2 separate regions of the Mus musculus genome follow, and region 2 is linked to region 1. A link is a loop called in an ENCODE intact Hi-C map of the cell type or tissue named here. Cell type or tissue: heart. All regions are shown on one strand. Each heading gives the region's core, and the rest is flanking DNA. Links, peaks and the distances in the headings are about the cores only. Region 1 holds the start of Chrm5 (cholinergic receptor, muscarinic 5). Region 2 has its middle 42 kb from the start of Lpcat4.

Evidence for each region. A loop is a pair of places that touch in the nucleus more often than their neighbours do. Peaks named below come from ENCODE experiments on the same cell type or tissue, not always from the same donor. Only the 100,000 strongest peaks of a DNase experiment are listed, where the experiment ranks them.
Region 2: a loop joins it to region 1, with 10 times the contacts of the local background. A loop is called at or near these places in 10 of 42 quality-filtered maps.

Annotation. Positions count from the first base shown.
Region 1 is chr2:112,475,296-112,487,924 of GRCm38, forward strand. Chrm5 (cholinergic receptor, muscarinic 5) reads right to left here and starts at 5,522. Exons shown (of 1, transcript NM_205783.2): 1 at 3,777-5,522. The coding sequence starts at 5,474. The coding sequence ends at 3,876. In heart, for the core only: CTCF peaks have their summits at 6,473 (motif pointing left) and 6,691; a DNase peak (open chromatin) is centred at 9,806.
Region 2 is chr2:112,191,684-112,204,312 of GRCm38, forward strand. No RefSeq gene overlaps it. Among named protein-coding and RNA genes, the nearest start is that of Lpcat4, 42 kb to the right of the region's middle. In heart, for the core only: no CTCF peak of the experiment used is centred there; no DNase peak of the experiment used is centred there.

The DNA of each region.
Region 1 (12,629 bases), core at 2,031-10,030:
CATTTTTTAAAAAATGAGAGAGTGCCCATTAATGGGACAAAATTTTAATGCGTTTGTAAAGTAGATGAAGGGTAAAAATTTGTTTGTAGTACTTATTCAGCTTTTATATAAGTTCAAAATTAACTTCAAAGGAGTTTGTTCTTTTAAAAATGTGCTTCTGGCTCTATTCCTAACACTCACCCACTCATCTAGATTTTCTTAAATCAGCGGAGAGCTTGCATAATGTTGAACCTCACTGATGAACTGACAAGAGGAAGCTGGCGATTAAAATCACTTTCAGTGGTGGTGAAATGACGTGACAAAGTGGAGCTGTTGCCTTTGGTGCAGGGTCTCTGTCTGAGAAGAAGAGTTGTGTTTCTAGGTCTGTCCCTAGCCCTTGTGCTACAGGAGAAAGGAAGAATTTTAGCCATAGACTTTTAAAATCATCATTATTTAATCTTAATGTGGTCATTGGTAACTGAAATGGCAAATCACAGAAAGTAGCAAGATGTGTATTCCATAGTTTTATCCTATCTTAAAGGGGAAGGCCATGCAGAGCTGGGTAGGACCCTGATACAGATGGGTCCATCATGCTAACCAGAGAGCATTCTCCAGTTTTAACACTTTCCATGGAATCACTGTGTGGTTACATTTCTTTAGTATCCAGAACGACACAAGTACAGTATACTTTCCTGTGATTTGGATATTTACAGTAAACACCCATATACCCAAACCCAGGGGTTCAGGTACAGATTTAACAATTACAAAGAACGGACAGCATTATCCTCAGAGGACTCTCACCAGAGGGTCAAAGCAGAGGCCCACTGATGACGGGCTTTGTTTTGCCAAAACATGAATGGAAAACCAAGATTCTGGGACTTGTCACCAAATGCACAGCCAAGGAGAAACAAAGCACATTATTGACAGCATGTATCATTCAACAAATAGCTAGTTAAAGCTGGAAATAGTTCATCACAGACACAGCTAAGGACGCAGGGGCCCAGGCCTAGGGTCTGGTCAGCTTGTGCCCCACCCACTTCCCAGTCCCTGTACTTTACAATTGGATGTCTGCGTTCAGAAGGACCCACTCAACAGCCTGACTCTAGGAAACCTTTGTTTTCTCAGGTAGTTTGGGGGTGTGCTTTGTCTATGCTAATGGACATGAGGAGCCCTGTACACATGAATGCTTTCCAAAATCAATGATAAAGATCAATTTCTCAAAAGATAAGTGAAAAGGGTTGGTTCTGTGTGACAGTAGAGTGTTCCGTGTGTCTCGAGGAGCAAGACGCTCCCCATTCCAGTTCTGGGTAAGTTTGCTCTAACTGGCTTACCTCTCTGTTGTGAATGCCGAGTACTCAGCACAGCGTTAAAAATGCCATTTTCATGGAGAGATTTCGGATTCTGCCAGCAGCCAAGACTTTAAAGGAAAAGAATCAAGCATGTGTGGAGCTGGTAGAGCAGGTTTTTAAGTAAAGCCACACCCTTCTGGTATCATGTAGGCCTGGGAACCTCTGTCTCGGAGATTTGAGCCAATTAGTATTTCTACTAAGTTCTTGGCAGGTGTCAACCTGCTCTTCACCAGGGCTCCACAACTAGGTGCATCGAACATGTTTCTCCTCAACATGAGATTCTGCAGGGATAGGATAGAGGGCCATCTGGACTAGCCTTGTCCTGTCCAAGAGTCTCCCATCCTGAAGCCTCCTTGGTATGTAACTCCGTTCTTTTGGATCAAAGGAAGAACTCAGATACACACCTGATTCTCAGGAAACCAGGTCAATTCTTTTTTCCATCATCTTAGAAAATGGGGTTAAAAGAGAGCTGGCTTCCATTGAGTGAAATGAAATCCAGAATTTTTTTTTTCTTTTTGAAATAGGATCTTGCTAGAGACAAAGCTGTCTCTACCACTCAAGTGCTGGGATTACAGGTATGTTCCACCACACCCAGCTAAAGTGTAGAGAATCTTTTAACACAGCATCAAAAGATATCAGCAGATTTAGCTATAAAGTTTCCGGCAGGAGTTTCCACCTGTCAGTTGTTCGTGAACCATTGCCCTGCTTTTACCCTGTATCTTTCACTAACTTGACTTATTATTTCATAGCTTTAATTTTCTTGGACATGTATTATTTTCAGAATCATCAAAGAAGCATCTGAGTTCACCTTTCCCCAGTCCTGTCTGTCTCTTAAACTCAAATGCAGCAGGGCTTTGAGCGTGCCAGGTAAGCGCTTTCTACTGAGCACCACTGCACTTCCAGTTGGTTTATATAAAAATACTTGGATAGTTCAGTTAAATTCTGTTTTTAAGTAATTCCAGCATACAAATGTATGTCTGTAATTTTGTTTTTATATCATTATAGCTTACACTTCTTTTTTAAAGCTGAAACTTATATGTTTGCATTGGTGCTGTGGGTTGAATCCAGTGCCTCCTGCATGTGTGGCAAGAATGACATCACTAGCTGGGCAGTGGTGGCACACGCCTTTAATCCCAGCACTCGGGAGGCAGAGGCAGGTGGATTTCTGAGTTCGAGGCCAGCCTGGTCTACAGGGTGAGTTCCAGGACAGCCAGGGCTATACAGAGAAACCCTGTCTCAAAAACCAAAAAAGGGGGGGGGGATGACATCACTGGGCTCCCCATAGTGAAGCTTCCATGTTTAAGGACCATGGCCAGCTGCACTGAACCCTCAAGCGTACTTTTATGAGCTTCTCACTTTTGGGTGAATTTGGATAGGTCTCAACAAGGAAGTCATTTTATTTTCAAATATAAAAGACCTATAAAGAAGAAGAAGAAGACATCCCCCTCCTGTTTGTCCAAGTAGCACACCTATCCCACACAGGACAGTGACCTGTGTATATCTGAATGTGAGTTAGGGTTCTGGGTGAGGGGGTTAGGGACTTAAAAGGCTCTTAAAGACATTTTAAAAGCATGGGAAGAATCCTATTTGTTTTCCACGTTTTGTGTTTGGTTTGTCTTGAGAAGAAATTAGAAAGCAACACCCTGAAAACAACATAAATGAACAAGCATTCAACATCCTGGAGAGAATCCTGGGCAGGACTATTATACAACTAGTTTCTCCTGAGAACACAATGTACTTAATAAGTGAATCCAAATGGACACCAGAAATGATACACAATATTTGTTTAGCAAAATAGTTACCCCATTGGTAAGCATGAAAATAACTATGTGTGATAATGTATCATCATTATTAGCAGAATAAAGGCCCCTCTAGGAGACCAAGTGTACAAGTAAGCCAATGTTAGCATCCTTCTTGACTCAAGATACTGAGAGAATGATGGTTTGGGGAATCACCATGGTTTCAATGGGTGCAGGAGTTGTCATAGTTACGAAAGGAAGAGGAAGAGCATTCTTTCTGTGTATGATCAGAAAAACATGCCACAGTACAATGCACATGATCGCTGTGTAATAAATGTGGATTGCATTACAAAGAGTGATATTCTTAGAAGCCAGGTGAATAACACTTTTATCTGGAGGTGCAACTGGCTTACACGCTCCTGATTCTTGCTGATATAAGAAAACTTCATATGGCCACATACATGTTACACAACACTCTATGACAGAATGTAGCAGGGGAAGATTTCCACCTGGTCCCTGCTGTTCTTCACAGATCAATTCCTGAAGTTATTGTCCATGGTGACTCAAGTGTACTTCCAGAGAAGGGCCCTGAGTCTGTCTCTCTGATTCACTGGCAAATTCTAGAGGCATTGGGTGGCCTTGGTAATGGACAAGACTCACCTCACAGGCAGGTGCATGTGTGACTCTTTGTTTGACAACAGACCTTGCACCTTGACAAGCCTTCAGGGACTCAGAATGGCAGATGACATTCCTTTAACAAGCAAACCAGACTGTGATCATTGTTCTTTCCAGAGGAGTTGCTAAGGATTCAGGGTAGCTTGCTGTTGCCTTGCCAATACAATTTCTCTTCTACTTTTTTCTTTTTCCACCGGCAGAGAAGCAGCAGCTTAAAGGTCTTCCTGAAGGTTCTGTTGCAGAGAGCGTAACAGATGGGGTTGATGGTGCTGTTGACATAGCACAGCCAGTAACCCAAGTGCCACAGGGTGACAGGGACACACTTGTCACAGAAGGTGGAAACCAGGACCATGATGTTATAAGGAGTCCATGTGATGATGAAGGCCAGGAGAATGGCGCTCAAGGTCTGCGCCGCTTTCCTCTCTTTGACTAGGACCATTCTCTTTCGTTTGGTCATTTGATGGCTGAGGTGGGGATCCAGGCCTTTTGTTGAAGGGTCTTTGGACACTGGGAAGGAACAGGGCATGATTTTCACCTTACGACAGCCATTGTTTGTCTCCTGGGTCCCGTCAGCTTTTACCACCAATCGGAACTTATAGGCAACACACTTCTGACTCTTGAGTCTGTGAGCAGCACCTGGAGACAGGAAGTACTTGGGAGTGTCATAGTCATTGTTTTCAGTCCGAGGGCTCACAAACGTTTCCTTGGTCTCTTGGGTATTGAATTCCTTCCCCGGGCTTTCCTTGGCCTCATTCTTGCAGACCACTTGAAAGACAGGGTCAGTGGTGGCCTTGGCTTCGTCCTCTGAAGAGGGGCAGCTGCTACAGTTGGTAACCTGCTCAGCCTTTTCCCAGTCAGCACTTAGATCAGTGGCCTGGGTTGGCTTTCCCGTTGTTGAGGTGCTTCTACGGGAGGATGACCAGGAGGCCTGGTTCCGTACTCTCTGGGCCAGGCTGGGTCTAGGGCAGCTAAAGAAAGATCTGAGCAGGGTCCTGTGAGCCGGTTTTCTCTTCTTGACTTCTGCCACAGAATCGGAACCTTGGAGGTCAGCCAGGTCCTTGGTTCGTTTCTCTGTTTCCCGGTAGATCCGGCAGTAGAGTATGGTCATGACGGAGACAGGGATATAGAAAGCGGCAATGGCGGTCCCAAAAGTGATGGTGGGCTCAGAGAGGAACTGGATCTGGCACTCATCAGGTGGTACTGTCCGCTTCCCGACCAAGTACTGCCAGCAGAGGATGGCTGGCGCCCAGAGGATGAAGGAGACCAGCCATGCCAAGCCGATCATGATGCCAGCCCTCTTTGGGGTACGCTTGGCTCGGTATGTCAGTGGTCTTGTGATGGAAAAGTAACGATCAAAGCTAATCACCAGAAGGTTCATGACAGAAGCGTTGCTGGCTACATAGTCGAGTGCAAGCCAAAGGTCACAGGCCAGACTCCCGAGAACCCAGCGTCCCATGAGGATGTAGGTCGTGTAGAGGTTCATGGAGAAGATGCCAATGATGAGGTCTGCACAGGCCAAGCTGAGCAGGTAATAGTTGTTAACTGTCTTGAGCTGACTGTTGACTTTGAAGGAGATCATGACCAAGACATTGCCGACAATGGTCATCAGACTGACCACAGCGGTCACAGCTGCAATAGTAATGACTTCCCACAGTCCATGGCGTTCCAAAGCCTGGTGATTTACTGGGGTGCCGTTGACAGTGGTTTCATTGTGATAAGACTCCCCTTCCATCCTGGCTCAAGAAATTACACTCAGATTTGGTCCAAGGTTTGGCGCTACTCTCTGTTTGGAGCTACCTCCCCTCTTCTTGGCCAGTATCTGGAAGAAACACAAACAGGTCAGTTCCGCTCATCACACACACTTCTGCATAGTTTTCTTTTTCATTTAGGGTTCATCATTGCTAACAAAATTATGAAGTGCACGTAGAACAAGATGCTGAATTGTTGAACCTTTTTCCCCACTGAAGAAATTAATTATCAAAACTATTCATAGTGTTGAAATACTTAAGGTAAGTATAAGGTAGAAGGCAAAATACATTTTGGATAACATTCTAGAAATATATCTGTACACATCATTGCATTGGATAACAGTATAGTAATATATGTATATAATTTTTATCATTGCAAAATTCTTCTGCCTAATGAATTTTGGACTTTGACTATAAAAATTCAATTACATGTTTTTCAATGAAAAATTCTGACATTTTTACACACATAACAAATGAATTTTGTCTTCCTGTCTCATTGCCCTCTCTCATTCCCTGCTTCTCCCACTGAAACCATTCTTCATCCATAGAAATTGCTAGGCCATCAGTAGTAACATTTTTATCAGGGCTATTCTTTTAAAAATGTATTAGTTCTTCGAGAATTCCATATGTTGTATTTTGATCATATTCACTCCCCCAACCCCTTCTAGACCCACCCCTCCTTACCCACCCACCCACCCACCCAACTTTGTGTCTTTTACTTTTTTGTTTGTTTGGTTTTTTTTTTGTTTGTTTGTTTGTTTGTTTTTCGAGACAGGGTTTCTCTGTATATCCCTGGCTGTCCTGTAACTCACTTTGTAGAACAGGCTTGGCCTTGAACTCAGAAATCTGCCTCCCTCTGCCTCCCAAGTGCTGGGATTAAAGGCGTGTGCGACCACCAGCCCTTTTTTAACTGTATAATCCTTTTGCTTTTTCAAACAGCCCTCAATGCCTGAGCATCTTTCATATGTGTGAAACTGCTGCCCTCTTGTGGCAATTTTATAAAAGGGGGGGGGGTTGAGAAGGTAAGGGAGAAAGAAAAGAAAAAATAGAATTGCTTAAAAGGAAGGGAGGGGGAGGTTGGAGGGAGAAGGAGGAGTGGAGGGCAGGAATGGGGGTTGGGTGGGGGATAAAAGTGGAGTTGGGGGAGGGGGAAGGTGAGTGTGAGTGTGACAGACTTGAATTTGGGACACATAAACTGGACATGAACACCAGATGTAGCAACCAGAAGCAGTAGGTTTAAAACACAAGTGCTCACAGTGGGTTAAATATCAGGAAGAACTCCAGAACTCCTGTCGAAGGAATGTGTGAAGAAACAAAGTTTTAGGCAGCTCTTATTAAGTGACCTGTATTTCACTTCTTTTGACTGATAAAGAAGAAGTGCAGTCCAAGGTTCATTTCATTGAAGAGATGACTTCTCATTGTGTCTGAAGCGATAATGTTAGGAGCAGGATTTCAACTGACTGGCTTTAAAAATGGTGCTTATTAGTGTGCTAAGTGCCTTGGAGCATAAAAGAGATGTGCCAGCACATGAATTGAGAGGCTTAATATTACTCGGCTTTATCAACCATCCAGGAAGAAAGTTGGGCCTTCAGGGACAGAAAGGCCTATTCCTGAGGATATTAAATGGCTGCACTGTCGCTGAGGACAGGAAAGCCGGTGAGACAGTTTAAATTCGAGGACTAGACAGGGAGTCACTGGATGTGTGTGTGTGTGTGTGTGTGTGTGTGTGTGTGTGTGTGTGTGTGTGTTTGTGAGAGAGAGAGAGAGAGAGAGAGAGAGGGAGGGAGGGAGGGAGAGAGAGAGAGAGAGGGAGAGAGAGAGGGAGAGAGAAAGGGAGGGAGAGAGAGAGAGAGAGAGAGAGAGAGAGAGGAAGAGAGAGAGAGAGTGTTTTCCTCCCAGTTCTGGGGTGAGGGTGGGGCTCCTTTTCCTTCTGTCTTATGCAGTATTCTCAGACTTCTGGAAACTTACTATTTTTCTATGTGTGCCATGTCATAAAAAGCCTTGGAAATACTGCTGTAGATAGATTTATGGGAAAGTCACAAAGTCCAGAATTCCTTGGCAGCAAACTCTTTCCAAAAGAAGTAAAAGCAAAGATTCTATATTCATCTTTGCACTCCTAATGAACACATGTTTTCCTGTAAGCAACAGGAGGAGAATGTCTTGAGGAGACAGCAATCCCCTGCTTCAAGCAAGGCTGACTGATCTAGGAAGATTAGGACTGATGCTTGAGCCTGGGTTTAGTTCCAAGGAGATCAGAATGTATCTTGTTAAATTGTTTGGGGGCTGCGGTGGTCAGAAAGCTGTGTGGACATGGGAAAGAGGACGAGGAGGAGAGTGGTTATGTGTGCATGGATGTCTGTGCACCATGTTTGTGCAGGCATGAAGTGCCCTTTGGAGGCTAGAAGTGGGAGTCGTCTCCTAGGAATGGAGTTACAGACAGTTGTGAGCCACCGTGTGAATGCTAGGAATTGAATCCTGGCCTTCATGCAGAGCTGCGAGTGCTTTTTAAGTGCTGAGCCATCTGTCTAGCCTGGCCTTTTCTTATTTTTAAAGAAAAGTGGAAATAAACCACATTTTCATGCTAATGAGAATGGCACATTAGAAGGTAAAACTGATACATGGGAGAACATGCTAGAGTTTCTGGTCTCCAGATAAGTGAGCTGGCATGGGGCCTAACGTGGCAACAGAAGTAACTGCCTGGGACTGGAACTGAGGTCCAACAATAGTATCCCAAGGGAAGATGGAGTATAAGAGTACGGATCCCAGCTGCTGTGTTTAGTGATGGCAGGGCTGGAAATTATCTTCTGATAATGTCTGTTACAGAAAACCTGGTCAACAGCTTAGAGTGTGGAGGGCAGTAGAAATTTGCAGTGTATATTTTAGGGATGGCTCCATCAATTTTGAGTTCTCTAAGCCTGAACCCTTGAAGCTCTTTAACAAATTCCATTAGAGCCTCATGGGCTTTGATCGTTCTATCACCTCTAGAATAAAACGGGCAGGAACTTGGGGCTTACAGCATAGGTACTGCTAGAATCCCTCTGTGTCCTGTGAGTACCCCTAAGTAGTAGATGCAGATGTTTAAAATACATAACAAGTGGAACGTCAGACCTGGCGATGCAGGCCTAAGAGCTCAGGTACTCTGGAGGCTTAGATAGAAGGATGGACAATTCAAGGCCTGTCTGGACTCCAGAGTTAGGAAAAGGCCAATTTATTGAGATGCTGGTTCAAAAGAAAAAGGAAAAAGAGCAGATTTCTTTCTAAGAAATCCTACCAATGTTTTCCACTCTTCTTTTTCACACTTCTTATACTCTCCAAGTATAAGAAGGCAGCTGAACTATTTTAAAAGTTGGCCTGATTACAGAAAATTCAGAAAGATGTGTTTGTTGTACGAGACTTATATTTGTAGGGGGTCAACGCTTTGTTTTAGAACTGTCACAAACAGCCAGGACGTGGTGGTGCATGACTTTAATTCCAGCACTTGGGACATAGAGTCAGGTGGATCTCTGTGAGTTCAGAGCCAGCCTGGTCTATCTAGTGAGGCTCTCCGCCAGTCAAGGCTACATACTGAGACCCATTTCTTCTTTCTTTCTTTCTTTCTTTCTTTCTTTCTTTCTTTCTTTCTTTCTTTCTTTCTTTCTCTTTCTTTCCGAGACAGGGTTTCTCTGTGTAGCCCTGGCTGTCCTGGAACTCACTTTGTAGACCATGCTGGCCTCGAACTCAGAAATTCACCTGCCTCTGCCTCCCGAGTGCTGGGATTAAAGGCGTGCGCCATTGCCGCCCAGCTCGAGACCCATTTTAATGGACAAAGATAGATAGATTAGATAGATAGATAGATAGATAGATAGATAGATAGATAGATAGATAGATAGATTGACCATCACAATATTTGTTTTCTAAATAGTGAGAAGCTATAAGCTCCATGGTCTTGGACTAGGAATTATGAAGCTCTCTTGTGAGGTTTATATGAAAGCCCAAATGTTGCCTTATCATAGTGATTGTCCAACCTGAATGTTCATCAAAGTTAGCAAATTTACTCAAGCTGATCACTAGGTCTCATCCTGAGAATTCTGGTTGTACCGAGGCTTAGATGTCAACAAGTGACACTATGTTGCAAGCCCACATTTTGGAAATGACTACATACTGAATGGATTCTCTTTTATAAAAGTAAAACTGGGAGGGGTGAAAAGAGTCTAAGAGCCAGAGGTGGGTGTGGTGAGGCTGAAGTGTGACCAAAACAGTGTTCCCTGAGCATGTGAGACCGCTGCACTCATGAACTCAGCAGTGTGGCTGCCTGCCTAGGACCTGTGCAAAACCAGGCCAGTCAGCATTCCAGCCTGGAGATGGGAGGGGCTCAGGAGCTCCTGCTCCTGACTGAGGAGCTGTTGACAGCTGATGGCTTCTAGGGGAGTGTCTTCTAGGGGTTTCTTTAAGGGTATGGCTACTAGTTGGTCAACTCTGCTCCAGGCGACAGTTCCATGAATATGTGGGCAGCATGAATTGCAGCCTGTGGAGCTCTCAAGAAAAGAAAAAAAGAAAGAAAATAGTTTGGAGGAGGTAGATTATATGTATGTGTGAAATTCTCAAAAATATATTAAACAAAAATAAAAAATAAATAACATAGGTCGAACGTATTAAAAATATACAAGTTCAGCTCATTTTCTTAAGGATCTTCCTGTGTGACTGACACTTTCTTGTGGTATCTCACAAGTAAGGAAAAACTGACTTTTGAACCAACACAATGACATATATTAAAGATAGGATTATTGGGACTGGAGAGGTGGCTCAGCAGTTAAGAGCACTGACTGCTCTTCCAGAGGTCCGGAGTTCAATTCCTAGCAACCACATGGTGGTTCACCATCTGTAATGAGATCCAATGTCCTCTTCTGGTGTGTGTGAAGACAGCTACAGTGTACTTATATACATTTTTTAAAAAGTACAAACAATATCAGAAAATCCACCTTCATAGCTTCTTGCAATGCAGGAGGTTCTGGTGTGTTCTTCTCATCATTGATGATGCTTTCTCTGTGCATCAGAACTCTACGGGGGCTGGTGGCTAGGATGTAATTCTAGCTACTTGGGAGGCTGCTGTTGGAGAATAGTAAATCTGAGGCCAGATTGCACAAATTATCAAGACACTGTCTGTATTAGTCACTTGTCTCCTTGCTGCAGTGAAATACCTGATAAAGAGAAGGGATGGTTTATTCTGAGTTAGGGCTTCAGGGAGCACAATCTAGTGTGTCGGGAACACAGAAGCGAGAGGTCCCTGGTCACGTTGTCACCAAAATCGGGAAGCAGAGAGCATGAGGTCCTTGTCTTCAGACTGCTTCTTTTCATTTGGTCCTGACTGTTGTGGAACTCACTGTGAAGACTAGGTTGGTTTGGAACTTGTGGTAATCCTCTGTGATGTTAGAATCTTGATGTTTCCCATAAATGTGTATGTAAATTTGACAGGTAGCTATTTCTGTAGCTCTCTTTTAAGTAAAGAATTCGAGGAGGAAGCTCCTCTGATGATGGCTGAGCAGAGCACTGATCTATGGGGCAGCAGAATGTCTTTAGGAGTCATTTTATTGGTGCGTTCTTCTAGTAGGACAGTAGTATTTGGTTTTACCCTAGGTCCCTGGGCTATCTAATCTTAGATTCTTGGTCATCCAAGCAGTTTTGGTTATGGTTTCTCTCTTGTGGAGTGGGCCTGAAATCAAATCAAAGAGTGGCTGGTTATTCGACAGGCTTTGTGCCACCATTGTGCTGGCAGACTTTGATCAAAGGTTGTTGCTTAGTTGGTGTTTCCGTTTTTCCTTCGGTTGTGTGCAGAGTACCTTCCTATACCACATACACTAGCAGGTAGCGTGAAGGCTCTATGTAGGCACCAGCTTGACTTCTTTGTGTTCATCGAGTTGTTGGGCCTCGTCTGCAATTTGTAGCAAGCAACCTCCAGTCTTGGCAATAGCCTGGCTTTGTTTAGGGGTTTCCACTGGACTCCTATGTCCAGAATTTCAATTAGATGTAACCCATTCCAGGTACTAGAAGTTTCATTTGATGAAAAAACATCCAGTTTGAGTCCTGTCTCTCATTATTTGGCAATTTCATTCAGGTCACCTTCATGTATGTATGTATGTATGTATGTATGTATGTATGTATGTATGTATATATTTTAGGAAGTTTCTACTGTATTAGGTTTCCACACTACCATTTGAATGGCCTTTAATTTTCTCCGTCTTTCTCCACATTCCCTTCCTAGTCCTCTTCTCACTTTCCCTCCCCACTTGATCCTCCTGTTCCATCCATAGCTACCTATTTTATTTCTTTTTCCTAGGGAGCTCTATCTGTCCCCCCCACCCCCCAGTCCCTTACTCTATATGTACTCTCTGTGGTTCTGTGAAATGTAGCTTGGTTATCATTGACTTAACAGCTAATATGTACATATTAGCCAATGTATGCCATACCTGTCTTTCTGGGTCTGCGTTACCTCACTCAGGATGATTTATTTTTCAGTTCCATTAATTTACTGATAAATTATAAAATTTCATTTTTAATGGCTAAATAATATTCAATTGCATAAACATATCACATTTTCTTTTTACATTCATTTGTTGAGTTTGTTTCCAAGTTCTGGCTATCATGAATAGAGCAGGAATGGATCTGGTTGAGCAAGTGCCTCTGGGGTAGCACGGAGCATCATTCTGGTATATGCCCAGGAGTGGTGCCGGGATCTTGGGGTAGATTGATTCCTGTCTTCCTGAGGAACCACCACAGTGATTTCCACGGTGGCTGTAGAAGTTTGCAGTCCTACCAGCAATAGGCGTATATTCCCCTTACTCTGCATCTTTGCAACATGAACTGTCATTTGTTTTATTGACCTTACCATTCTGACAGGTGACAGTTGAAATGTAGTTTGTTTATTTATTTATTTATTTATTTATTTAAAATATCTATTTATTTAATATATGTGAGTACACTGTTGCTGTATTTAGACATACCAGAAGAGGGAATCGGATTTCATTACAGATGGTTGTGAGACACCATATGGTTGCTGGGAATTGACTCAGGACCTCTGGAAGAGCAATCAGTGCTCTTAACCAGTGAGCCATCTCTCCAGTCCTGAAATGTAATTTTGATTTGCATTCTTCTGGTGACTAAGG
Region 2 (12,629 bases), core at 2,089-10,088, 280 kb before region 1:
CAGGACAAAGTACAAATGAAGTAAAAAAAAAAAAAAAAAAAAAAAAAAAAACAGTCATTAAAAGGCAAAGGATAAGGTCAATAGGACAAAACAGGTGCCTACAGATTGGGAAAAGATCTTCACTCACCCTACATCCAAGAGAAGGCTAATAGCCAAAATATAAGTTAAAAAAAATAAAAATAAAATAAAAAACTCAAGAAATTGGACACCAACAAACTTAATAACCCAGTTATAAAATGGGGTACAGAGTTAAACAGAATTCTCAACAGAAGAATCTCAAATGGACAAGAAGCACTTAAAGAAATATTTAAACTCATTAGTCACTTGAAAAATGAAAATCAAAATGATCCTGAGATAGTCTTACACCTATCAGAATGGCTAAAATTCAAAAACTCAAGTGACAGCACATGCTGGTGGGATCGCAAACTGGAAATCAATCTGTAGATTTCTCAGAAAATTTGGAATAGTTCTACCTCAATACCCAAATATACTTCTTGAGCATACACCCAAAAGATTCTCCACCATACCACAAGGACACATGCTCTACTATGTTCATAGCAGCCTTATTTGTAATAGCTAGAAGCTGAAAACAGCCTAGATGTCCTCAACCAAAGAATGGATACAGAAAATGTGGTTCATTTACAGAATGGAATACTATTCAGCTATTAAAAACAAGGACAGCATGAATTTTGTAGACAAATAACTGGAGCTAGAAGATGTCATCCTGAGTAAGGTGACCCAGACCCAAAGGGACATGCATGATGTGTACTCACTTGTGAGTAGATATTAGCCAAAAGTACAGAATACTTATGATACATTCCAACAACTCAAAGAAGCTGTGCAAGAAGGAGCAAGCAAGGATGCTTGAATCTCACCTAGAAGGGGGAATAAAATAGTCATAGGAGGCAGATGGAGGGAGGGAACTGAGTGGGAGAGTGGTGGGGGAGGGGGAGGGATCAGGTGTGAGGAAAAACAAGAGAGAGGACCAGAGAGCCAGGAGAATGACTGGAATCTACAGCTGTTGGGGAGTGGGGAGCAACATCTCCAGGAAGTACCAGAGACCTGGGATGGGGAAGTCTCCCAGCAGTCTTTGGGGGTAACTTTAGCTGAGATTCATCTCAGTAGAGATACGGATTCTGAAGAGGCTACCCACTGTAACCAGGCAGAACCCCAAGTAGAGGAATAAAGACATCAACATAACCACAAAACCTTTAACCCAAAATTTGTCCTGTCTACAAGAAATGCAGAGACAAAGATGGAACAGAGACTGAGGGAATGGCCAACCAATAACAGGCCCAATTTGACACTCATCCCATGGACAACCACCAATCTCTGACACTATTAATGATACTCTGTTATGCTTGCAGACAGGAGCCTAGTATATCAGTCCTCTGAGAGCCTCTACCCAGCAGCTGACTGAAACAGATGCAGAGACTCACAGCCAAACATTGGACAAAGGTCAAGGACTCTTGTGGAAACATTGCTGGAAGGTTTGTGTGCCACAAAGCAGATGAGAACTCCACAGGAAGACCTACAGAGTCAACTAACCTGGACCCTTGGGGGCTCCCAGAGACTGAACTACCAATCAAAGAGCATACATGGGCTGGATCTAGGTCTCCTGCACATGTGTAGCAGATATGCAGCTTGGTCTTCATGTGGATCCCCAACAACAGGAGCAGGGGTTGTCCCTAAAGCTGTTGTCTGTCTATGGAAACCTTTTCTCAACTGGGTTTTCTTATCTAGCCTTAGTGGGAAAGGATGCTGCTAGCCCTGTATTGACTTGATTTGCCGGGTAAGGGGGAAAGATTATGGGGGGCTTCATCCTCTCAGAGGAGAAGGGGAAGGGGTGGGGTGGGCACTGTGTGAGAGGGGGACCAGGAGGGAGGGAAGCAATCAGGATGTAAAGTGAACAAATTAATGGGAAATAAAGAAATCAAACAAGATTTTTAATACTTGGTGTTGGTGTACTATCTTCAACATTAGAACCAAACACATAAGTTACCTACTGATGACTTAGAAGTTATATATTATTACTGACATTATTAAAATAGAAAGTTATACTGAAAACTACCAACTGCTAATGGGGAAAATGCCTTGCACTCGTACTGTATTTGATTCTCCTTCAATACCCTGTAACTCCTTCACCAGACCCAAATGTTAATCTGCTCTGTGAGACTTCTGGAAACATTTGCATGGAACTGAAAATGGACAAAGAAATAGCTCTACTTATATTTCCATTTACCAAATATTAAATTATTTATTAGCTTGTGTTCTTTAAAAATAGAGAGAGATTACACAGACGTGGTTTTTAATCTGCTCACTACCTCCCTCGGTCTTAAGGCTTTGGTTTCTTTTTATCCTGTTTACTTTCCATCACTCCCATCTCTGTATGTCTCACATCTTCATCAAACTCCTCTGTCTTGCAGCATGAAAAATTATTGGACTTGTGCATAGAATATTAGAATTGAGTGTTAGAGCTATTAACCAACATCATTTGTTCCATCTCCTCAAGTTATAAATGTTAGAATATAGAATACATTTTAAAGGAGCTTGATGGAACTTTCCAGGGGCTGGGAGGAAACTGTTATAAAGTCACCAGGGAGAGTCAGGCTCAAGGAACTGTGATGCCGAACACTGCATCAGTGCCCTTTTGTTTTCAGATGGGCTGTGTATTTGAACTGCTGCCCATATTTCACCCTGTCAGGCTTTCTGGAAGGCCTAAAGCTGTATATCTTCCTTATATCCCTCCCTTCCTGTAGAGTCATTCTCATGTGGCATTTCTAATTCCTTTCCTAACTTCTCCATGGTCATACTTTTCCTGGGTCAGGCCCTATGAAAGGTGATTTTTAAACCATTGCTTTAGTTATGGAAAAAGGAAAGGTTCATATTAAACAGTATTCTCTTGTCTAGAATGGCATTCTCAGAGACTCTCAATCCGAATCTACTATACAAGGACTCTTTGTAGACTTGTATAGATGCTGTGTGTGTGTGTGTGTGTGTGTGTGTGTGTGTGTGTGTGTGTATGTGTGTGTGTGTGTGTGTCCTTTAAATTACCAACACTTAATCATCTTGACATATTTACGGTGTAAGGCAAGAGCTCTATTTGGTTTTCCTTGGATAAATAGCAATTTGTTCCATTCCTTTTCTTTGAATGAAACAATATATTTTGTATATTAAACTACTATGTATATTGGGATCAATTTCTGAAATTTGTCTCATTCACTATACAATGTGTCTATTGCTCTGTCTATATAATACTTTTTATATGTATTTTATGTGTATATGTGTGTGCACATATGCACATGCCATACATGTGCAGATGCCCACAGAGGCAAGAAGAGGAGCTGTTGTTACAGACTGCTGTGAGCTGCCTGAGATGGGTGCTAGGAACCAAACTTAAGCCTTCCGGAAGAACAGCAAGTGCTCTTAACCTCTGAGCCATCCCTCCAGTCTCAATATACACCATACTCTCTCCATGACTGTGGTGCTTATGTGATGCTAATGGTCAGTTTTAGCATCTCATCTGAAAAGGTCAGCTTCCTATGTATATTTTCCTTATCATTGCAAAGTATTTTTGGTTGACATTAATCGTACAAAATACACTGATTTTCTCATGAACCACGTACTATGATTGGTCTGATGTTTATTCTGTATAAGTCACAGTAAATCATTATGGCTCTTTCTCAAAAAAAGTAAACAGAAAATTTGATGTTAGTCAAGTACGTATGAAAATATGTTTTTCTTTAAAATGTGTATGGCTAATTATCTAGCATGGTTAAAAGACTAGAAAGAAGACTATGAATTGACCCTTCATGGGGTGGTGAACTTATGATAACTTCATATCACTTATGCCTCTGGAAATGTGGGAGGCAGAGACAGACTCCTCGCCTGTAAGCTCACAGGTCAGCTAGCCTGAGATGTGCAAAAAATGAGAGACCCTTGGAGGGAGAAGAAGAGAACCAGCTCCCAAAAGTTGTCTCTGACTAACACGTGTGTGGTAGTCATCAACACACACAGATGCCACACTACACTAGCAAATATTTTTTAATACAATAACAGAACAGAACGACAAAACCATTCATTGTACCATTTCTGGTTATATCCAAAACGGAACTATAGTCAGCCTGTAGGACAAAGATATTTGCATATCCATAATTTGTGGCACTATTCACAATAACTAAACTATGAGCACAATCTAGTTGCCTTCCAACAGATGAACCAATAATGAAAATGCTATACATATTTTTATATTTATATATAATTTATAATTATATATACTAACATATATTAGTAATGTATTATTCAGCTATAAAAAAAATGGCATCCTATCATTTGCAGGAAACTAGGTGGAGCTTCAGGACATGTTATGTAAAGAAAAACACATAAGCAAAACAGGTTCCACATTTGTCATATATATAAAGGAAAAACAATATAACATTTACCTAGAAGTGGAAGACTGACCACTAGATGCGGCATGGGAGAGGAGACTGATATTCTAGGGCAAATCGTACATTTTGTAACTATGTTTGTTACAGATATTAATCCCTATTTTTGTGACACGGAATCTCTTGTAGCCTTGCGCTCACTGTGCAGTAAAGAATGACCCTCCTACCTTAACCTCCTAGATAGTGGGTTTACAAGCGTGTACTGCCATGCTCAGCAATAACATACGTTATGATGAACAAGAAGTCCAGCTTCTAGGAGTGTATGTTCTCGCTGATTAAAATACAATAATTTGCAGATGACACCAAGAAGAAATGTCACCTGACAGAAAATATCAAGAAAGAAACATTGTTTTGAGCTTTTGGCATCTTCTTAGTTGATATTGAAAAGGAGCTCCTGACACAAAGATAGCAGAAGCAGAAAATCACCTGTTTTACAAAATTGTGTTCTAGTCTTGCACTAAGACTAGTATGCTTGAAGAAAACGATTCCATTGGTGTAAGTTGAGCAGTGAGGTATTTAAAATCTGAATTACAAAATCCATACATGATCAGAAGAGGTTCATACAGAAGGAATTAACCATCAGACACAAGTTAACTTCAAACCATAGCCTGATGGTATCTGAGGCTAACATGAAATTGGTTACACTTGATTATTATGTTTGACAATAGTAATCTTTAAAATCATTATTTGCTGTTTGGCAAAATCTGTTTTCAGAATTTTAAGAGAAGCTACTCATAAAATGGGGGTTGATTTCTATTCTCCAAGTGTTAATAAATCTCTTAACACACTCAGAAGTGACCTGGAGGAGTCTTTATTAGTGAGGGTCTACATGTGCACTGAGGAGTGCTCAGAAGCATCTCTGTATTATGCACTTAATGCCATTTATCAGACCTGCTACTGTGACAACCAAAGTTTCATGAAATAATACCAAATGGCCACTAGGTGGCAGTCACTGCCAGCAGGGAAGCGCTGTTGTTCAGTCAGAGACCAAATGGGGAAAGCTGTATGCACTAAATACATTCAAGTTGTGAAGTAGAGGTATATTTATTTTAATTCATACCTTGGTTAATTTATTTTTAATTTTTCTACATGTTAATCATGAAGAGAGCTTCGTACTTAAATACTACATAATAAATAAAAATTTCTTATAAAACTAAACTATAAATAAACTAAATTTTGCTTGGAACGAGGGACATACTTCAAGCATTTTTTATAACATGTAGGAGGCCCTATATTTAATTCCTAACACGACAAGAGAGAATTCCTAAAAACCTTAGCTTGAGGTCTTTCTAGAGCCACAAAATGTACTTATAGGATAGACATATTTATAATCTTATGCTTCTTCATGCTGACATAAATGCATGCCTCTTTGCCGCTAGTTTTGATAAAATACTATTGAGATAAGATCAATTTTCAGTGTTTTTCCACTTTTCTTTAGTACAATTACATAATTTACAATTAGAAAATGATATTAAAGAGTAAAATCCTGCCGGGCAGTGGTGGCACACGCCTTTAATCCCAGCACTTAGGAGGCAGGCGGATTTCTGAGTTCGAGGCCAGCCTGGTCTGAAGAGTAAGTTCCAGGACAGCAAGGGCTACAAACCAAAAAAGAAAAAAAAAAAAGTAAAATCCTCAAAGCATGGTGGAGCACATATGAAATTGCAGAAGCTGGGAGAGTGAGGCATGAGGAATACTGTGAGTCTGAGGCCATCCTAAGCTACAGAAAGGACAAGGAGTGCCAGGCTTGGTGGCACTCATCCTTAGTCCCAGCACTTGGGAGGCAGAGGCAGGCAGATCTCTTTTTTTAACCCAAGAACCATGACTGCTTTCAGTTAATAAGCATTGTGCAAAAATAACACATAGCATATAATAATAACAACAACTATCCAATGCGGAATTAATGGCTCCTCAGTGTTTTTATGATCTTTAAAGCCAGAGTTCCATTGAAAGAATGGACAGACAAAACAAAACAAAACAAAACAAAACAAAACAAAACAAAACGTCCTACAGAAGGCAGTTCACAGTTCATTTTTTCCCAAAAAATAAGAACAATAGAGTTGTGTAATCATCTTAATATCAGACACACACGCAAACTCATACACACACTTAAGACTGTATACCCACACATAAAATTATAAATAAAAATAAACGATATAAGGATTCCCTAACCATTTTACTCATCGAGAATAGACCCAGATTTTCCAGGCCTAGACCTCCATGGCCATTTGTTTATGTAACCCTGGCTTTAACAGAGCCATACAAAGACATTTAACAGTTTAAAGAGTGGCAACTCAGGAAGTACAGAGTCATGCTTCCTAAATTCAGCATGAAAAAAAATTTGCTATAGACTAGGATACATTAAAATAAAGACATCCGCTTTTGTCTGCTGTACACAGCCTCTCAACTACTTTCTGGAATGTCTTGCTAACGTTCCTTGGGTTGATGAGTTCTATACTTATGCCATTAATAAAAGATACTTTTTATTTTAATTTTTGCTGGGTTTGCATATTATTTATTACATTACAATTCTAATAGCATGGAACTACCACTACACTTTTCTTTCTTTTCTTGGTTACCACCCCATTCCTTGTTTGTTTGTTTGTTTGTTTTTGTTTTTTGAGACAGGGTTTCTCTGTGTAACCCTGGCTGTCCTGGAACTCACTTTGTAGACCAAGCTGGCCTCGAACTCAGAAATCCTCCTGCCTCTGCCTCCCAAGTGCTGGGGTTAAAGGTGTGCACACCATGCCCGGCTTACCATCCCATTCCTTATGACACACTTTTTCTTATATGCTATTTTCCACATCAACACTCTCCGTTTTCTCCCTACAGGTCCTCAGCACCAACCATAATTAGATTAGTAGGATTATTTTCTCCACTCTCTGCTCATGTGTTTCACTGAAAATATATCAGTTAGTTTTTATCTTTCTGGAAATACTACTGGTTTTATTTATAGTGTTGGGGTCCAGGAGTTGCCCAAAAAACACATAAACACAGATGGTTTACTGAACGTGTGCCCTAAGACTGATTGATCAGGGCCATAGCTCAGAACTTGGGAGCTGAAGCTACAACTCCGGACATTTTTCCATGCCTGACACAGGTGCTAGAAGTGCTATTCAGTGGTCGGCCCTGACTCAAGCCATTTTAAACAGAGCAGTTCATATTGACCTTTAATTTGATGGGTTCTACAGGAAGCTTTTTGGAATTTAGACTCCCACTTTTTCCATTTCCCCTCCAAGGCACCACTTCCCTAAAGAACACCTGTCCTTTAGCTATCCTCCCATGTGGCTCTCTGTACACCTCACACTGCAAACCTCCACTTCTATCTCCAAGACCAGGCACAAGCTCGAGGAGGGAAGAAACCATGAACACTCATGATCCAGCACAGAAGTGGGAACATAATAGAAGCTAAAGTGGTATAATAAATAAAGTGAATAGTAAATAAGGAAAACCATCCGAGCTAGAAATTGTGGTTCTATAATATTTCAGAAAGACAGGGGTCCAACTGCGGAAGTTAGCAGAGTATAGTATTTTACGAGAGTAGTCAGTTCAGCTTTGCTGTCCTCATTCCTTGTTTATAACTGGTTAATATAAACACACTGCCTGATTTATAGCCTTGTGTGTATCTGGTCTACAAAGCTGGTTCTACAAGCAAGAACAAATCAAACCTAGTAGATATTTACTGACTAATCAATCTGAATCTAGGGCTAAATCCAAACACCCAGAACTATTTGTCCTCCAGTGTGCTCCTGACTCATGGCCTAACTCTCACAGCATGGTTCTTAATCTTAAATAGCAGCCTCCGTTCTCAACAGAGTATCTTCAACTACTGTTCTCGGCTGTCTCAATACCCCTCTGCTCTCCTCGGTGACTTCAAACTGTGCTGTTAGTGACCCGACCATGTTGACCATGGACCAGCAAGATGGCTGGGCAGGTTAAGTAAGACACTTGCCATCAAGCAGGATGACTTGAGCATGATGATACACACACACACACACACACACACACACACACACACACACACACATGCATAAGTGAGCAAATGTATTTTTGGAAACAATGGAAACAAAGCAAGTCCTGGTCATGGAAATAAATGGAGCCTGTTTTCTCACCCACCTGTTTTCTTTTCTTTCTTTCTTTCTTTTTTAATTAGATATTTTCTTCATTTACATTTCAAATACTATTCCCTTACCTAGTTTCCTCTCCAAAAGTCCCCTATACGCTCCCCGGCCCTGCTCTCCAAAGCCCCCCCCCCCCTTTCCTGGCCCTGGCATTCCCCTGTACTAGGGCATATGATCTTCACAAGACCAAGGGCCTCTCCTCCCATTGATGACCGACCGACTAAGCCATCCTCTGCTACATATGCAGCTAGAGACAAAAGCGGAAATGACATCATCCAGAGAGCTTACCCCTGCCATGTGGCTCTATTTGAGGTAACACAAAAGGAGAAAGCATACAGATATTTAGTAATACAGGTGGTAGCAAAAGAAAACTGGTGGGGGGGAGGGGGAGGGGATGGAGAAAGAGAGAGAGAGAGAGAGAGAGAGAGGGAGAGAGAGAGAGAGGGAGAGAGAGAGAGAGGAGAGAGAGAGAGAGGAGAGAGAGAGAGAGAGAGAGAGAGAGAGAGAGAGAGAGAGAGAGAGAGAGAGAGAGAAGCCAATGTGGCTTCAATCCAGGCAGAATGCCTCTTAGACTGACTTCCCACAGCTACATAAGAGAAAGCAGCTAATAGGCCCCCAAGGGGAAGTGATCATCCCTCAAGAATACAAAAGCTTTACTGAGTTGTTTTCTACCTTAGGACTTGTGGCAAAATGAAGTCCTGAGAGTCATTAAAGATACTTTTCAATTACTAAAAACATACCTTTTCAGTCAGGATTTTATTAATTTTGTATTCTTCCTGCTTTGACTTTTTAAGGCTGATGTCCGGAACCATCACACCCAGCTGCTGGTTATTTTTGAGTGAAATCATCTGACCTCCCATATACACACACAGCAGACACCAAACTACCTACTTAATATTTATTCTCTAGATACACATATCTAGGTAGCTCAAAAAAAATAAGCAAACACAACAAAAGCCCAAGAAAGAGAGCCACCAAAAAGTAAACCGCTTGTTCTTGGTCTGAGCTCTAATGCACCTGTTAATCTGTATAACAGCTTTCATCAAAGATATTGCCTCTATGTAAAAGGAATGTCATTTTACCAAATAAATATCTATTTACATATTATCTACCTTCTATCTATCTATCTATCTATCTATCTATCTATCTATCTATCTATCTATTGGTTTATGGAAACAAGGCTTCTCTGCATAACAGCCCTGGCTGTCCTGGAACTCTTTTTGTAGAACAGGTGGCCTTGAACTCACAGAGATGCCTCTGCCTCCTAAGTGTTGGGTTTTAAATCATGCAACACCATGCCCACCTCCAAATAAATATTCATGATCACTTCATGAACTGGGGCTTCCAGTGTCAGGCTAGTTTTCTTGACAAAATATTGTTCATTAAAAACAAACGCTGACACCATTGCATACACTAGCAAGATTTTATTGAAAGGACCCAGATGTAGCTGTCTCTTGTGAGACTATGCCGGGGCCTAGCAAACACAGAAGTGGATGCTCACAGTCAGCTAATGGATGGATCACAGGGCTCCCAATGGAGGAGCTAGAGAAAGTAGCCAAGGAGCTAAAGGGATCTGCAACCCTATAGGTGGAACAACATTATGAACTAACCAGTACCCCGGAGCTCTTGACTCTAGCTGCATATGTATCAAAAGATGGCCTAGTCGGCCATCACTGGAAAGAGGGGCCCATTGGACACGCAAACTTTATATGCCCCAGTACAGGGGAATGCCAGGGCCAAAAAGGGGGAGTGGGTGGGTAGGGGAGTGGGTGTGGGTGGGTATGGGGGACTTTTGGTATAGCATTGGAAATGTAAATGAGCTAAATACCTAATAAAAATGGGAAAAAAAACATGTAGGCTATTCAGTAAGATATTAAATTAAAAAGGGACAGAATTAGGGATTTCCCAGCACTAATGTCAATTTAATACGCTAAGTTCTGTTATACAAAGTCCTTATATAGAAGAGAAGGGGGAGAAGAATAGGGGGGGAAAAAAGAGGAAAAGAAAGGAAACTTATGCTAAAATTTATATGGAGCCACAAAAGACCCAAGATAGACAAAACAATCCTGAGCAAAAAGAACAAAGCTGAAGGAGCTACTATTCCAGATCTTAAGATATATTCATTATGATAAAAAAAAAAAAGCAATATAGTACTGACTCAAAAATAGACATGGAAACTAAAGGAACAAAATGAAAGGCCCAAACAGGAGTACACATAACTTCATTTAATATTTGACAAAGATGCTGGCAAAACTGAATGTCCACATGAGGCATGAAATTAGTCCTGAATCTATCACGTTGCACAACGTTAACTGCAAATGGATCAAAGACCTAAACCTGAAAGGGAAAGTATATGCAGCCCCTCCCTGATGCAAGTCTGGTCTCATTTGCCTAAGAATTAAGGCCAACAATTAACAAGGGGGACTTCATAAAACTGAACCACTTCTGACCAGATAAGGAAACAATCACGCAGGTGAAGAGGAAGCCCACAAAATGACAGAGGATTAGTATCCAGAATACAAAAAACCTCAAATTTAAAAAAACAAAAAAAAAACAAATGATCCATTGGAAAAATGAGCCTGGGACTTGAATTGAGAGTTCTCAAAAGAAGGAAAAAGATGGGATGGCAACGAAATATGTTCTTCATTCCTAGTAACCAGGAAAATGCAAATCAAAATAACTTTGAGATTTCTTCTTACCTGGATCAGAGCAGCAAAGATCAACAAAACAACCAACAACAAATACTGGAGAGGATTCGGGCAAAGAGAACCCTCACTCACTGCTGGTGGGATTGCAGACTGATGCAGGCTGTATGGAGAATTCTCAAAACGTTAAAAAGTAAACCAACCATACGACTCCTTGGCAGATGCCCAAAGATTCCAACATCCTTTTGCATAGATGCTTGCCCAGGCATGTTCACTGTTACTCTATTCATAATAGCTAAGAAATGCGTACATTCTAAAAGTCCTTCCGCTGCCAAATGCATAATGAAACACATACAGATACTCTATGAAATGAAATCATGAATTCTTTTCCTAATGAGAAAAGTCGCATTGAATGAGGTAACCCAGACCCAAGAAGACAAACCTTAAGCATGCTCTCTCATTGGAGGCTCCTGGCTCTGAACCTTCAGATGTGAATACATATCCTGGAGTAACTACGGAAACCAGAAAAGTAAAAAGGGACCATTGCCAAGGTTAGAGTTTGTGGAAGCATCAGGGAGGGGAATAGCAAGGCACAAATGATCTGACTGGGGAAACATGGGAAATGGGAAGGAGGCTCTAATTAAGGAGGGGGAGAGAGAAATACAGAAGAAAGAGGAAGGAAGATAGAATAAGAGTAAGGATCAATAACATTGTAAGGAATCATATTATTAACTGTCTCCCACAAAATGCCTATAGTAGACATAAATCTCTGTATATGTGTATAGTTTAAATGAAAATTTTCCATCAGCACTAACAATCCTCCTTTGAAGAGCCAAAGAACATCAAATAAAAAATCCAACACCAGGCATAAGAAACCCTCTTTTGAGTTGTCCGTCAGGGTAGTCTGAGAGACTCCCAAATATTACAGGCTACTGCTATTAATCTTGGTTACCACACAGATGTAGAAATAAGTCCCTATTGCTGGAGGCACCTTGCACTTCAGGCACTGGACCCAGAGGCCCCTGAGCAGGAACTGACTTCAGAGCCTCCCTGCTGAGGACTAGTTTTTTTTTTGTTTGTTTGTTTTTGTTTTTTTGTGCAGCTTTTATACTGAAGCTAATATTGAGCTACATTTGAATTTCACATTCTTAGCAGAACAGTTGCCTGAGCACACACATTATAGGACATCCATTTTATTATTATTACTATTATTACTATTACTATTATTATTATTATTATTATTATTATTCCTCATCTTCTGGTTCATTTTCCTTTGTGCCTTTTGGCATGCCAGGCTCCTTCTTTCCTGCCTCCCTCTCACCTGCCTCCCATTCCATACTTCTATAGTTTAATTGCCTTCCGTTCCCATGGCTATTTATCTTTGACTGACTGTTCAGAACACATCTCACCCAACTTTTCTT